3 separate regions of the Homo sapiens genome follow, and all the other regions are linked to region 2. A link is a contact called in ENCODE Hi-C or POLR2A ChIA-PET data. All regions are on one chromosome and are shown on one strand. Each heading gives the region's core, a stretch centred on a gene start or an enhancer-like site at or near the end of the contact. The rest is flanking DNA. Distances are from core to core; before and after follow the strand shown.

Region 1 (4,437 bases), core at 1,242-3,741, 560 kb after region 2:
GGTTTTCTTTTGGCCAGAATCCAAGTCCTCCAGGCAGTGCTGGACTTCCCACATGCATTCCTGCCAGCCCACTATATGGAACTACAGGGCAGTCCTCTCTGCCAAGCCTTTCTAACCTCTATGTCTTTGTCCAGGCTGTTCCCTCAACCAGAAGTTCCTTTTTTCCATACATACACATATGAATAAACCTCAATTCATTCTTCAAGACTAAGATGATATCACTCTATAACTCCTCTAATCACCCTCTTTCCCCAAATTGGAGTTAGTTATTCTGAACCCTTATACCAATGTAGTGAGGTTATGGATTTCCCGCTCAGTCATCTGAAGGCAGAAACCAAATCTCGTTCATATTTGTGTCCCCTTCCACTAATATAGTATCTGCACCTATAATTTGTTACAGTATTCTACACTGTAGGTGCATAATGAATAAATAGCTGAAAGCTGGGCATTTGCAAGGTGTGTGCTGGCCAGTGGGTCAGCCAGGATGCCTAAGGGCAAAGGCACATGCCAGAAACCACTAATGGAGACTTTTGTGGACAAATTGTTGAAACAGTGAGAAGTTGTTAAATCCTTGTGGGTAAGAAAATGGCATAAGGAAGTAGTACTTTGGATACAGTCTTTGAGGGCATGGGTACAATGATGTTAAAGGAAGAAAACTGACATTTATTCTATAGATGGGGGAACTGAGGCTTGGGGAAGTTAAGTGATTTGCCAAAAGACACACAGCTAGTAAGCAAAGGAAACTGGTTTAGAATCTAGATCTGGTTTCAAAGTTTGTGTTCTTAAACAGTATGTGAAAACTCAACCACATCTGCATACACTACCTTGAACTAGTGTCCTTTAGATCTTCAGGGTATTCCCCTCCCAACTGTGTTAAGTTTGATGGCAGAATATCACTAGCCCTCATGGGGCCTCAGTTTCCTCTTCAGTAAATGAGGATAGTTGGGCTAAGTGACTCTAAGGCCACTTTTAGGCTCTGAGATGCTATGATTCTCTGTAGAATACAAATGGACTTTCTAACCTGGAAGTCAGCTTGGTCAAAACATGAGCGTACTTGTGTATTGGGCCTGAAAATCCTTCTCAGGTGTTGCAGTCATGATTCCAATACACACAAAAAGCTGGGAACTATTATCTTAGAGGTCTAATCATTTGTCCCAAATGAGTATTCAAATACACTCAGGCATCTAAGTTTTCTGAACTCATAGAAAGTTCCTGTTTATCCGAAGTCTACTTAAGTCACAGCAAAGTTTCCACTCATTCTCCAGGCTTTCCATGTTATTCCAAATCACACTGAAATAAAGTTCAGTATTGCATTACCCACACCTATGGCACCCAACCCCCAGGCCCCCACCACCTCACCCCATCACACAAGTCTCAATCAAGCATACATGCACTTCTCTGACACTAGGCTGAATCTTAGGGTGGAACACATCTGAAAATGTCTGTGTGGTTCAGAATGAACTCTGAAAAAGTTTCCGCCCATACCATTGAATAACATCCTGTTGTTTTGGCTTTTTTTTTTCTATCAAATCTGTGCAATAATGCCTTTGATTTGGCTTTCATTTACAATGATCTGCCTGATACCATTTCTCTGAAACATTCGGAACCAGATACAATCTTATTATAGTCAGCTACATAAAGTGGACCTTTCAGAGCATAAAGAAACATCTGTCCTCCATCTGTTGTGCCTGAAAAATAGGACTTTCAATAGAGCACTTTGTAGGGCACTAGTGCTTTTAATGGGCAAGAAATCCATTTCTGACTAAAATCTCAATAAATATATCTAAAAGAATATTTTCATCTTACAAACTGTCTTTCAAAGAGCACTTCAAAGGCCACTCTAGCAAAGTGGCATATTAAGAACATCGTCTCTAGACTCAGCCAAACCTGGTTCAAATACTTGCTTTGTGGATATACTGGCTGTGTGATCTTGGAAAGTTATTTAACCCTGATAATTTTAAGTTTTCTCGGGGATGTAAAATAGAATGCTAGCATCTACCCTGAGAGATAATATTTTTAAAGAGACTGGCACATGGTACAGCACCAAATACACATCAGCTGCTGTTCCTGTTTTGTTATTGCTGCTAATACTAGGAGCGGAATGGCCTGATTCCTGATGCAGCTGAATGAACACGGGATTTGGAATCAGAAAACCTGATTTTGCACTCTACCATTGCCACTGACTAGTCAGATGACCCTGGGGAAATCACTGAATGCTTCTCAACTTAGCTTCTTCATCTGCAAAACAGGGAAAATAAAAATAGCTATCTCACAGATAACAACTGTGAGGTTCAGATAAGGTGATTTACGTGAATTTCCTTTGCTAACTTCTAAACTCTGTACATATGAGTTCCTTGGTGATTGTTAGTGTTATGGGCTGAATGTTTGTGTCTTCCCCTAGAATTTATACATTGAATCTCTAACCCACAATGTGATGGTATTAGGAGGTGGGGTTTTGAGGGGTAGTTAGGTTTAGATGAGGTCACGAGGGTGGAGCCCCGTGTTAGAATTAGTATCCTTACAAGAAGTGACTAACAGCTCGCTCTTTGTCTGTGTGTGTCATGTGAGGACACAGCAAAAACTCAGCCGCCTACAAGCCAGGAAGAGGGCCCCCACCAAGAACTGAATCTGCCAACACCTTGATCTTGGACTTCCTAGCCTCTGGAACTGTGAGAAACAAAGTGTCTGTTGCTTAAGCCACCCAGTCTAGGATACTTGTTATCACAGCTCAAACTGACTAAGACCGTTAGTAACAACACCAGAACTGAAGAATGTATCAAATTTTCTTATTCAGAAATTTTTATTTACAAAAACCTTAGTGACGTGCTTAAGTAATTGTAGCTGATTTCCACTTAGTCACGGAAGTGAGGACTCTTTGCAGGGACTAAGGTAGCATCAGGTGCAGAACGTCTGCCTTTCCCAACAAAACTTTGTCATCACTGTGTACTCACCTTAGACCTGGTCTCTGTGAATGTTTAAAATGTGACCTTTCTGTTGGTGATGGGTCAGGAAAAAATAAGAAATTAAGAAAAATTTTAAAAACGTGTCCTGGTCTATTGCCAATGTATCTGAAGAGGTAGTGTTACGGGATCTTTGGGGTGTCACTTTTCTGGCCGGAAACCTCTGTGGCTGGTGGTGCCTTTGTCTGAGTTTTGCTCGGCCCGCTAGGCTTGTTCCACCCACTCAGCCTGGCAGGCTGCACTCAGCTCACGATACCGGTCTGGATCCCATGCCCCTAAGGGAGACTGCGAGTCAGGCGTGGAGTGGCAAGGGATGTGTAAGCGAGCATGGGGTCTGGCCACTGCGCAGTCAGACATGCCGGCTGCTACCACAGGGCGGGCAGCTCCACGTGCCAGCACAGGCACTGGTTCTCTGTGAGGCTGCAGCTGGACCAGGTGCACCACGAGCAGCTTCCTTGGCTGGCACCAGGGAATGTAGTGGCACCCAGAAACTTGGAAACATCAGGAACTGCAGAGCCCCAAAGAGGGAGTCAAAGCCCTGGCTCTAGGAGCTCCCAGGTCTGGGCTTCCCGAAGGGTCACAGCTCTTCTCTCCTTTTCACCCACAACGTGGCGAGCAAGGGGCATGTTTCAGCCCTGTTGGGGTTATAGATCTTTTAGCTTCGCCATTGGGCAGGCCCTGAGTTCTTGACCTGCGACCAGGAAGAATGAGGTGCACAGACAAGTGGAGGGTGAGCAAGACAAAGAGGAGCTTTTTTGAGCGATAGAACAGCTCAGAGGAGACCTGCAGTGGGTATCTCAGCCAGTGTTCAGCTCTCATCAGAGAGGGTAGCTCCTCTCTGCTAGGCAGGTCATCCTGATGAGTGTCTAGCTGTCAGCAGAGAGGGTAGTTCCTCTCTGCAGCTGGTCATCCCATTGTCTTCTCAGCTCTCAGCAGACGGGAGACACTGAGGTGGGTAGTTCCTCTCTGTAGCGGGTCATCCCACCATTTCCCCGTCCTCTCTCTATCCTCTCTCTGTCCTCTGCCGGAGTCTGGCTGAATCCAGGGTTTTTATGGGCCTCAGAGGGGAGGAAGTGTGTGCTGATTGGTCCATGGGTGGCCATGGGCTGGCCCAGAAAAAGCACTACAAGTCCTCCCTCCGGTCCTTGGAACTGGCAGCCTGGCCCTCAGGCTTCGAGTCCTCCCTGGTTTGAGGGTGGGGCTTCACTAGGCACCAGTCCCCTTCCACCCAGGAGCCAGTCGGCCTCCTGCTACTGTTCATGACACCCAGGCTGTTCATGCCAAGGGACACCTGCAGGCCAGCACCAGGCTGTGCTCAGCACCCGCCTCGGCATCCCTCCCCACTGTGCTTGTCAGTGCCCAAAGTCCAGAGGGGGCTGAGGCGGCAGGGGCCTGGCATGTCAGCACTGCCTCGTGTGTGTGTACACCCAGCCCGGCTGTGACATCGCCCACACTTGGCCTCAACTCCACCCTGTGA
Region 2 (4,358 bases), core at 1,198-3,697:
ATATAGGACAAACAGGATGTGGGAGAGATGGGGTTTCAAGGTCTGATAAGGGAATATTTGGTGGGATAAAGAAATAGTGACGAAGCACTTCAGCCTGAAGAGACTTCTTAGAAACCTATCAGGCCCATATTTCCTTCTCCCAAAAGGCAAAAATAGTACTTAAGTTATCCTCACCAGGAGATTTGGCTACAGAAATGAATAACCCAATTTTTAATCTATTCAGCTAGTCTCACCACTGCTACCCAAAGAGCTACCTGAGAGTCTTGGAGACACAACTGAACACCAATGATAATCTCTTAGATTATAGCTGGGGATATTACCAAAGATGTGATTTACCCAGAAGGATTAACTCTAGTGAAGCAGCTAGATCAGGAAGGTTACTGGGGTCCGAGTTTGGACTATGCCCTGCTTGGAATGAGAATATGGTCAGAAATCTTGTACTGTTAATAGAATGACTGCTCCACTGGCCAAACCATCAGAGCACAGCAGAAGTCCCAAACTCCCTTGCTCATGTGGTCCTAGACAACTACATTGTTTTTGACTGTCTTCTTGCTGTACAGGGTGATGTTTGTGCTGTTGCTAACATTTGCTGCTGCACCTGGGTAAATACATCTAGTTAGATTGAATTGGACACATCTAAGATCCTAAAGTTAGCTAAATCTCTGAATGGGACACCTTCAAAAAGCCTCCTGGCTGGACTTCCTGGCTTGAATTTACAATTTCCAGATATTTTCAGCTGGCTTTTGTCTCTAGTCTAGGATACCTTCTGTGTTCCATCCTACAGATCTTAATGATCCTTCTATTTGGGCTAATCATTTGGGTACTCTTTTGAATTGTTCTAGCCTGTTTTTTTTGTTTGTTTGTTTTGTTTTGTTTGGAGATGGAGTTTCACACTTGTTGCCCAGGCTGGAGTGCAATGGTGGGATCTCGGCTCACTGCAACCTCCACCTCCTTGGTTCAAGCGATTCTCCTGCCTCAGCCTCCCGAGTAGCTGGGATTACAGGCACGCACCACCACACCCGGCTAGTTTTGTATTTTTAGTAGAGATGCATTTTCTTCATGTTGCTCAGGCTGGTCTCAAACTCCTGACCTCAGGTGATCCGCCCACTTCGGCCTCCCAGTGTGCTGAGATTACAGGTGTGAGCCACTGCGCCCAGCTCTTCTAGCCTGTTTTAACAGATATCTGCAAGAGGCTTGGATCATGCTGACCTAACCCAGGAAATTTTAAATTTACTCCAGACAGGAACCAGAATCAACATAACCTACGAGACTTTGATTAGAATCTAACAGGTACCTGAGTGCCTTTTGTAAGTAAATGGCTCTAGTTGCTCAATTGGCCACTGCTCTGCCACCAGGATCCCTAGAAGAGACCAGATAAACCTGAAGCACGTAGCTAATCACTTCCATGCCGTGATGGAATGCAGTGCTGTCTGCCAACAAGTTTGAGCCAGTCTTTCAAGATGCATCCTGAGTGGCTAACTGGGCCTGCATTTCAAGTTGAGCCAAGGGACCATTTGCTAACGAGGGGACACACACATGTTCTGAGTTCACCCAAAACACATACCTTATTATTTTGGGGCTTTTCAGCCCACCTGCCTCTGCTAATCAGGGCTCAGCTGTATTGACCCATTAGAACTCAGCTGGGTTGACCAATCAGAACTAAGTGAGTTTGGAGTTTTAATTCTCAATTGAATGAACAGACCTGATTGGGAACCTGCGTGGGAACTTTGGCTATTAAACCTGAGCATTCTTTCTGTTCTCTGGAAGAAATAATGTTTAAGTTGCTAACACTTTATGCATTTTCCTAAAATTGAATCAAACAACTCCTTTTGAAACATAACCCTGATATCAGGGAAGTCGTACAACACCGTGCTAAATAATTTTATACCTCTAACCAAGGTCTGTGCCCTAATCAGCAGGAAGTGCCAGAGTGTCTGTCACCCATTCTCCCTCAAGATTGAGAAATGAACAATGAAAAAAGGGGGATTTGAAAATGCAGAACCAGCCCAATGTGGTTCAAGTTTGTGTAATAAAATAATGCGTTGTTTTACTGTTGCCACGGTCTCCTGGTTTCAAGTTATGTTACCTGAGCATGCCCAGACACACTCTGCATGCAACCACGGTGGAACCTAAGTACTTGGACCAAGGAGCAGGGCTGATTTAAGAAGGAGACACCTCAGGGCTTAATCTGTGATCTGATCAGATCCAGCCCTGACATCACCTCATGGCACGATGCAGTCAGATCTTACCTCATTACCCTCTGTCTATAAAACCTGCCCCAACCCCCAGATCTGAGAGACAAATTTTTAGATATGCTTTCCCCCATCTCCTTCCTAGTTGAATAAAAATAAACCTTTCCCTCTACAAAACCCTTGTGCTTCCTTGTTTGGCTTTCCATTGCAATCAGGCAAACGGCCTGCATTGCTTTAGGTAACTGACACTCCCAAGACTCAAGGAGCTGCCGCGCAGCACTATTTTGAAAGCCCAGCCCCCATCAGACTGTATCTTGCTCTGGGGCCCAACAGCCCCAGCATCTCCACTTCCCTGGAGCCCTGCGGACATCTCTTCATTTCCACCCAGAGGGCTGCAACTTTGTCCCGTGGGCTGAATCCAGTGGTGCAGTAAGGAACAGGCAGTGCACCACACCAGGGAGACTGCCCCCAGGACAAAGGGAGCCCAAATGCACACTCCTCAGTTTCTGAAAGCCACTTGCCCGGGGCCACTGCCACCGACAGCAACCCTCTCAACTTTCCACCCGAAGCAGGGCCACCAAGCATCTGCATGTGCCTCCCATGGTCCTGGAGCTGGTCTGCCCAGACGCAGTTCTGTGTCCTGAGGACAGGCTCTCACACCACCCGTCACGCAAACATGGTGCCCAGGGCCTGGGGATCATGCTGCCTCAACTGTAGCTGCGGGCGTGTGCCCACAACATCAGGAAGTGTGACAGCAGGCCCAGGTCACCTGCCACTGGCACCCAAGCATGCCATCCAGGAGCTTGGTGATTGTTCGGCCACACTCGCCATAGCCTGCACCCTTGCACGCCATTGGAGGGCCTAAGGACGGGAAAGCAACATGCCTCCCTGGAGAGAGCTTGATTCTGTTCTGGCATATGTTAGAGAAAAGTACTAAACCAAGTCAGATGGTTTGGAATGTGGTCTAATTTTTTATTTTTTTTTAGACGGAGTCTCGCTCTGTCGCCCAGGCTGGAGTACAGTGGCGCGATCTCGGCTCACTGCAAGCTCCGCCTCCTAGGTTCACGCCATTCTCCTGCCTCAGCCTCCAGAGTAGCTGGGACTACAGGCGCCCGCCACAACGCCCGGCTAATTTTTTGTATTTTTAGTAGAGACAGGGTTTCACCGTGTTAACCAGGATGCTCTCCATCTCCTGACCTCATGATCCGTCCTCCTCGGTCTCCCAAAGTGCTGGGATTACAGGCGTGAGCCACAGCGCCTGGCCAGAATATGGTCTAAATATTAATACTACCAAACTGGGGAGGAAGTAACTTAATTTTGCTGATTTTTCATTTTCTTATACTTTATTGGTTTACAAAGAAACCATTATTTGCTTTTAATGGCAGAGTTATTCTTTTCTACTGTGAAGTTACTTCAACTCATAAAAATGTATTTTATTTACACCTTTGTAGCAATGGAGCTTGGAAGAAAATATAAAGCATATCTACATGAACATTTCATCTAGTATTCTGTGTTCTCACCTGGTCTTCTATAAAGTTTCAGTTCAAGTGAAGAAACAGTGCTTGGCAGCACCATGCTCTATTGTGAAAGGAGGCATTTGCCGTGTGATTGGATCACAGGTAGTTCAAGGTAACAAAAGGCCTCAAAGCAATTAGGAAAGACAGGATTATTAATGTGGATTTAATGGCATTAGCTGCTTCCTTGCTTTTTTCTCACTGTGTTATTTTGAATAACCGCATAGTTTTTTCAAGATTGTAATATATATAGTCTAATCCATATGATTTTTATACATGTGAGTAACACAATGCAGGTATATAAAACTCTGACCAATGTTTCTGTAAAACAGAGTTCTGCAAACTATGGCTTATGGGTGCCATCCTGTTATTGAAAGTAAAAATTGATTGGAACATAGCCACACCTATTGGTTTATGTATTTTCTATGGCTGTGTTTGCACTACATGCAGAGCTGAGTAATTCAGACAGAGACTGTATGACCTGCAAAGCCATAAATCGTTACTATCTGGTATTTTACAGAAAAGATTACCAGCCATTGCCATAAAGAGTAAAACCTTATTTTCTGATAAAAATAACTGCAAAAAAGAAAATCAGAAATAAGAAGCCTAGTGAAATACATTGTATTTTCAGTTCAAAAATAATTTTTAATTG
Region 3 (3,820 bases), core at 718-3,217, 670 kb after region 2:
GTAGGCTCAATAATAAAGGAGTTATACTTACTCTATTTATGTACTTTGATCAGACGGGGCACACAGAGTATTGGGATATTCATAGAAATGCCCTTTCTGTTGTCAGTCCGTCCATCCAAATCCAATCTAGGGCCCTGCATGTATTAAAATCCATGAGACTTTTTAAAGAGTTTTCAAGACTTATTTAGACTTTCTCTTAACACTTTCTACCTGCCTCATTATTTAGGACACTTACCACTTGGATTATGGTTGTTTTAGGACTTATCATATCTTTCTTTCCAAAGTTGGAGGCCCAGTGAGTGCAGAAACCAAGACTTGTTTATCTCTGTATTTCTCTGTGGTGCTTACCCTTGTGACTTGTACCCAGTTGGCTCTAAAAAAAACACTGAATCAATCAAAAGGCCTAACTCCATTAACTGAGGGACTTAGAACATGAGGGACCATCATCTCTGTTCAAATTCACTCCTAGGTGCAAGAGTTTCTTAGGGCTACCATGACAAAGTACCACAAACTGGGTGGCTTAAACAGATTTATTGTCTCAGTTCTAAAGCACGATGTTTGCAGCAGGGTTGGTTCCTTCCAAGGACTGTAAGGGAGAGTTTGTTCCGTCCCTCTCTCCTCATTTTTGGTAGTTTGCTGGCAATCATTGATGATCCTTGACTTGTAGATGCATTACCTCCATCTCTGCCTTTATCTTCATGTGGCATTCTCCCCATGTGTATCTATCTCTGTGTCAAAATGTCCCCTTTTTATAAGAACATAGTCATACACCCTAATGACTTCATCTTAACTTGATAATCTGCAAAGACCATGTTTCCAAATAAGGTCATATTCACAGGTCCTGAGAAGTAGGGCTTCAACATCTTTTAGGGGGACAGAATTCAATCCATAACACTACGCGAGATTCTTCTCTTTCCTGATGAAGCTCTTAAATTCTAGTTTTATTACAAGCAGAGATTTTGGAGCCATTGAAGAGTAGTTAGTCCAGAGGTTTTCAAATAGTGTTCCAAGAATCTATAACTCTCCAACAAAGTATCTTAGAAGAACTCAGGGAGTGAACAGGGCTCCTGGTTTTATATCTGTTGCAATTAATATTTCCATGTAACAAACCAGCCCAAAACTTAGCGGTGTAAAGCAACTACATTATAACACTCAGATTCTGTAGGTAAGGAATCTGGCACAGCAAAGACCTCTTACTTATGCTCCATGATGTGTGGGACCTCAGTTGGCAAGACTTAATGGCTAGGAGCTACAATCATCTGGAGGCGTCTTCACTCCCATGTCTGGTGTTTGATTCTAGCTGTTGGCAGGAACCTCAGCTGGGGCTATCAGCCATAGCAAACCTTTCCATGCAGCCTGGGCTTCCTCCCAGCATGACAGCTGCAGGGTAGTCAGGCATCTTACACAATAGCTTAGGGTCCAAAACAAGTATTCCAAAAGACAAAAAGGATGCTGCATCATCTTTCATGGCCTGTCCTCGAAAGTCACATTCCTCACTTCTGCCATGCTCTTATTAGTTAAAACAGTCATAAATCTTGCCCCGTTTCGGAGCAGCGGCAGAGAAGACACAGAACCCACGTTTCAGTGGGAGAAGTGCCAGTGTCACATCTTAAGAATATGTGGAACAGGAGTTATTGTTGTAGCCATCTATGAAAAATACAATCTGTCACACAATCTCACACCAAATTCTTCAACCATGGAGCAGCACTTCTAAATGTTTTACATGTAAGGACCTCTAACTCTTTAATGTTTGCTAACATTTATAGATAGGAAATATAGGATGCATAGAGGCCAAGAAACACTCATGAATTTCATACAATCTTTCAGCATATCCAGTAATTATTGTAGAAAAGCAGAAAATTTACAAACCTAGTGTTTTCATTTCTCCTTTTCTTTGGGCAAGCAGGGGGAACCTGGCAGAATGCGTATTATGAATAGCTGCAAGAAAGCCATCATTTCATTTTATTCCCTCTTTAAAATCATTATCTTTTTGACAGGATTTCAATGAGGCACTTTTACAAATTTTGGTTAACGCTCTTACTTCTCCTAGTGTAAGCCAAAATTTCCTAAATGCTCAGAGACGGGTGTGTACACACACCTCTTGTCTATGACTTACACAAATGAATAAGAGGAAATGTCTCATCAGTCTCTGTGGTGAAAATGTGGAGAGACCAGGGGTGGGGCCTTAGCCAAGCCCCTGAGCTTCCATTTTTATCCCAGCACAGAAGTGTGCTCAGGGCTCTAGCTTCCTGCCCTCCCCAGCCTGACCCTAGTGAAGGTTACAAACCCTCCCAGTGACTGCAGGACAGGCAGTGAGGGCAGGTCTCTTGCCTCCTTGCTTTGTGGCAGCCTTCTCAGTTGGGTCACATCATTCTTCTAGATCAGGAGGAACATTTAGGGGTTGGAAAAAGTTTTCTAGGAAAGAATTACTCATGAGCAAAGGGACCAGAAAAGTCCCAGAGATGTTCTTCAGCAGACAATTTAAACTAATGACTCGCTGCTGGGCAGCCTGCCCTATAATGGCTGATGTAAACTGTGTCTATGTAATGCTGTATTAAGATCTGCGTTCTCCCTCCAGCCTACTAAATCTCCAAACCAAATCATTGAGGGCTTGCGTCACTCATGTTTAATCTTGTAAAATCCACCAACACATTTTGCTTGTTCAGAAAGAATATTCAATAGTTATGATCGTCCATGATAAGGTTGCAGTGCAGATGTCGAACTGGAGTCTGTATGTCCCCTAAGATTTAGATGAAATTGGCTATACCCCCAAGTCCACTGCCCTCCCTAAGGTTTCATAAGTTTCCAATGTGTTTACATTTTCAGGCCACTGACTCTGAGCCTCAGTCTCTATGGAACATCTTCCATTCATCAGCTCACCATTGCTTAGGTTAGATCTCCATTCTAGAGTTTGATCCCTGTTCTTCAGTAAACCACTGCCCTCTTCCTGGATCTCCCCCAGCACTCACACTAGGTTTTTGTGCATTTTAGAAACTTTATTGAAGGTTTGGAGAGACAGCAGAGCATTCATGAGAGCAGTGCAAGCTACTCTAAAACCCCATGTTTGTGAAAGCCATCCCCATCTTCCCCCTCCCAGCCCTTCCGTCTTTTTCTCTGCTTCACAACACCCGTCTCAGGTTCCTCACTTCTGGCAGAGGGCCCTCTCACTTTCTCTCTTGTTTCCTGGTCTCCCACTCTCCACCTCCTCACTCCCACCCTTGGCCCTCCTAGCGGCTTACCCATGTATTTCTCTACACACTTCCATCATGTAGGAGGGATTCTGGTGTCTGCTGTCCAGTTGTTTGATCAGCCTGATACAAGTCGTTGCTTGACCTCTGCCTCTTTCCTGTCTTTCACAGCCCTCCTCTTCTGCCCTCTGCATAAGCCAAATCTTCAAGCTTACTCCTCAGCCTTTTGTACCCCTTTGTCCTTACCCCAGCACTTGGTGGCCTCATTTACCTTCAGGGCTATGTCAGCAGCCTTTTTTGGCAACTCCCAGATTTCTAGTTCTGGTTAGCATCTCTTTTCCACCTCCCACCTCCAACTGCCTTATGGACATTTCCTCCTGCCTGTCATCTCCAGCTTCATGTGTTTAGAAGTAAACCTGTTCTAGGCACAACTCTCGTATTTGCAACTGCCTCCTAAATAATCTCGTCATCAGCCACTCCCGCTTCCACACTAGACTCTCTCCTCTTCTCCACCATTAGACTAGTGTTCCCAGCTGTAACTCTGACCTTATTGCTCCTCTGCTCAAAAACCTTCCCAGTGTCTTCTTGATATTGTCTGTGGGCCTTACCCTGACTTTCGAGGTGGACCACAA

The links. A loop is a pair of places that touch in the nucleus more often than their neighbours do. ChIA-PET counts read pairs that join two places held with the same protein, here RNA polymerase II (POLR2A). Pooled maps may share reads with other maps.
Region 1: a loop to region 2 is called in a pooled map, with 3 times the contacts of the local background. The contact joins two enhancer-like sites. A Hi-C loop is called at or near these places in 2 of 37 single-sample maps with no recorded cell type and 9 of 50 pooled maps. POLR2A ChIA-PET finds 5 or more read pairs at or near these places in 2 of 52 experiments (CD4-positive, alpha-beta T cell and WTC11).
Region 3: a map with no recorded cell type shows a loop between it and region 2 (2.0-fold over the local background). The contact joins two enhancer-like sites. A Hi-C loop is called at or near these places in 1 of 37 single-sample maps with no recorded cell type and 7 of 50 pooled maps. POLR2A ChIA-PET finds 5 or more read pairs at or near these places in 2 of 52 experiments (A549 and activated B cell).

What each region holds. Positions count from the first base shown.
Region 1 is chr1:89,605,925-89,610,361 of GRCh38, forward strand. No RefSeq gene overlaps it. Among named protein-coding and RNA genes, the nearest start is that of LRRC8C-DT, 25 kb to the right of the region's middle. Within about 2 kb of position 2,492, at least 12 of the 41 ENCODE cell types and tissues checked have a DNase peak (open chromatin) inside an H3K27ac peak, as active enhancers do.
Region 2 is chr1:89,047,989-89,052,346 of GRCh38, forward strand. The region is part of intron 2 of LOC105378841 (a long non-coding RNA gene); the gene reads left to right. It overlaps GBP1 (guanylate binding protein 1), which reads right to left. Exons shown (of 11, transcript NM_002053.3): 11 at 4,331-4,358. Among named protein-coding and RNA genes, the nearest start is that of GBP1, 15 kb to the right of the region's middle. RefSeq lists an enhancer at 2,702-3,286. Within about 2 kb of position 2,448, at least 2 of the 41 ENCODE cell types and tissues checked have a DNase peak (open chromatin) inside an H3K27ac peak, as active enhancers do.
Region 3 is chr1:89,722,669-89,726,488 of GRCh38, forward strand. No RefSeq gene overlaps it. Among named protein-coding and RNA genes, the nearest start is that of LRRC8C, 91 kb to the left of the region's middle. Within about 2 kb of position 1,968, at least 18 of the 41 ENCODE cell types and tissues checked have a DNase peak (open chromatin) inside an H3K27ac peak, as active enhancers do.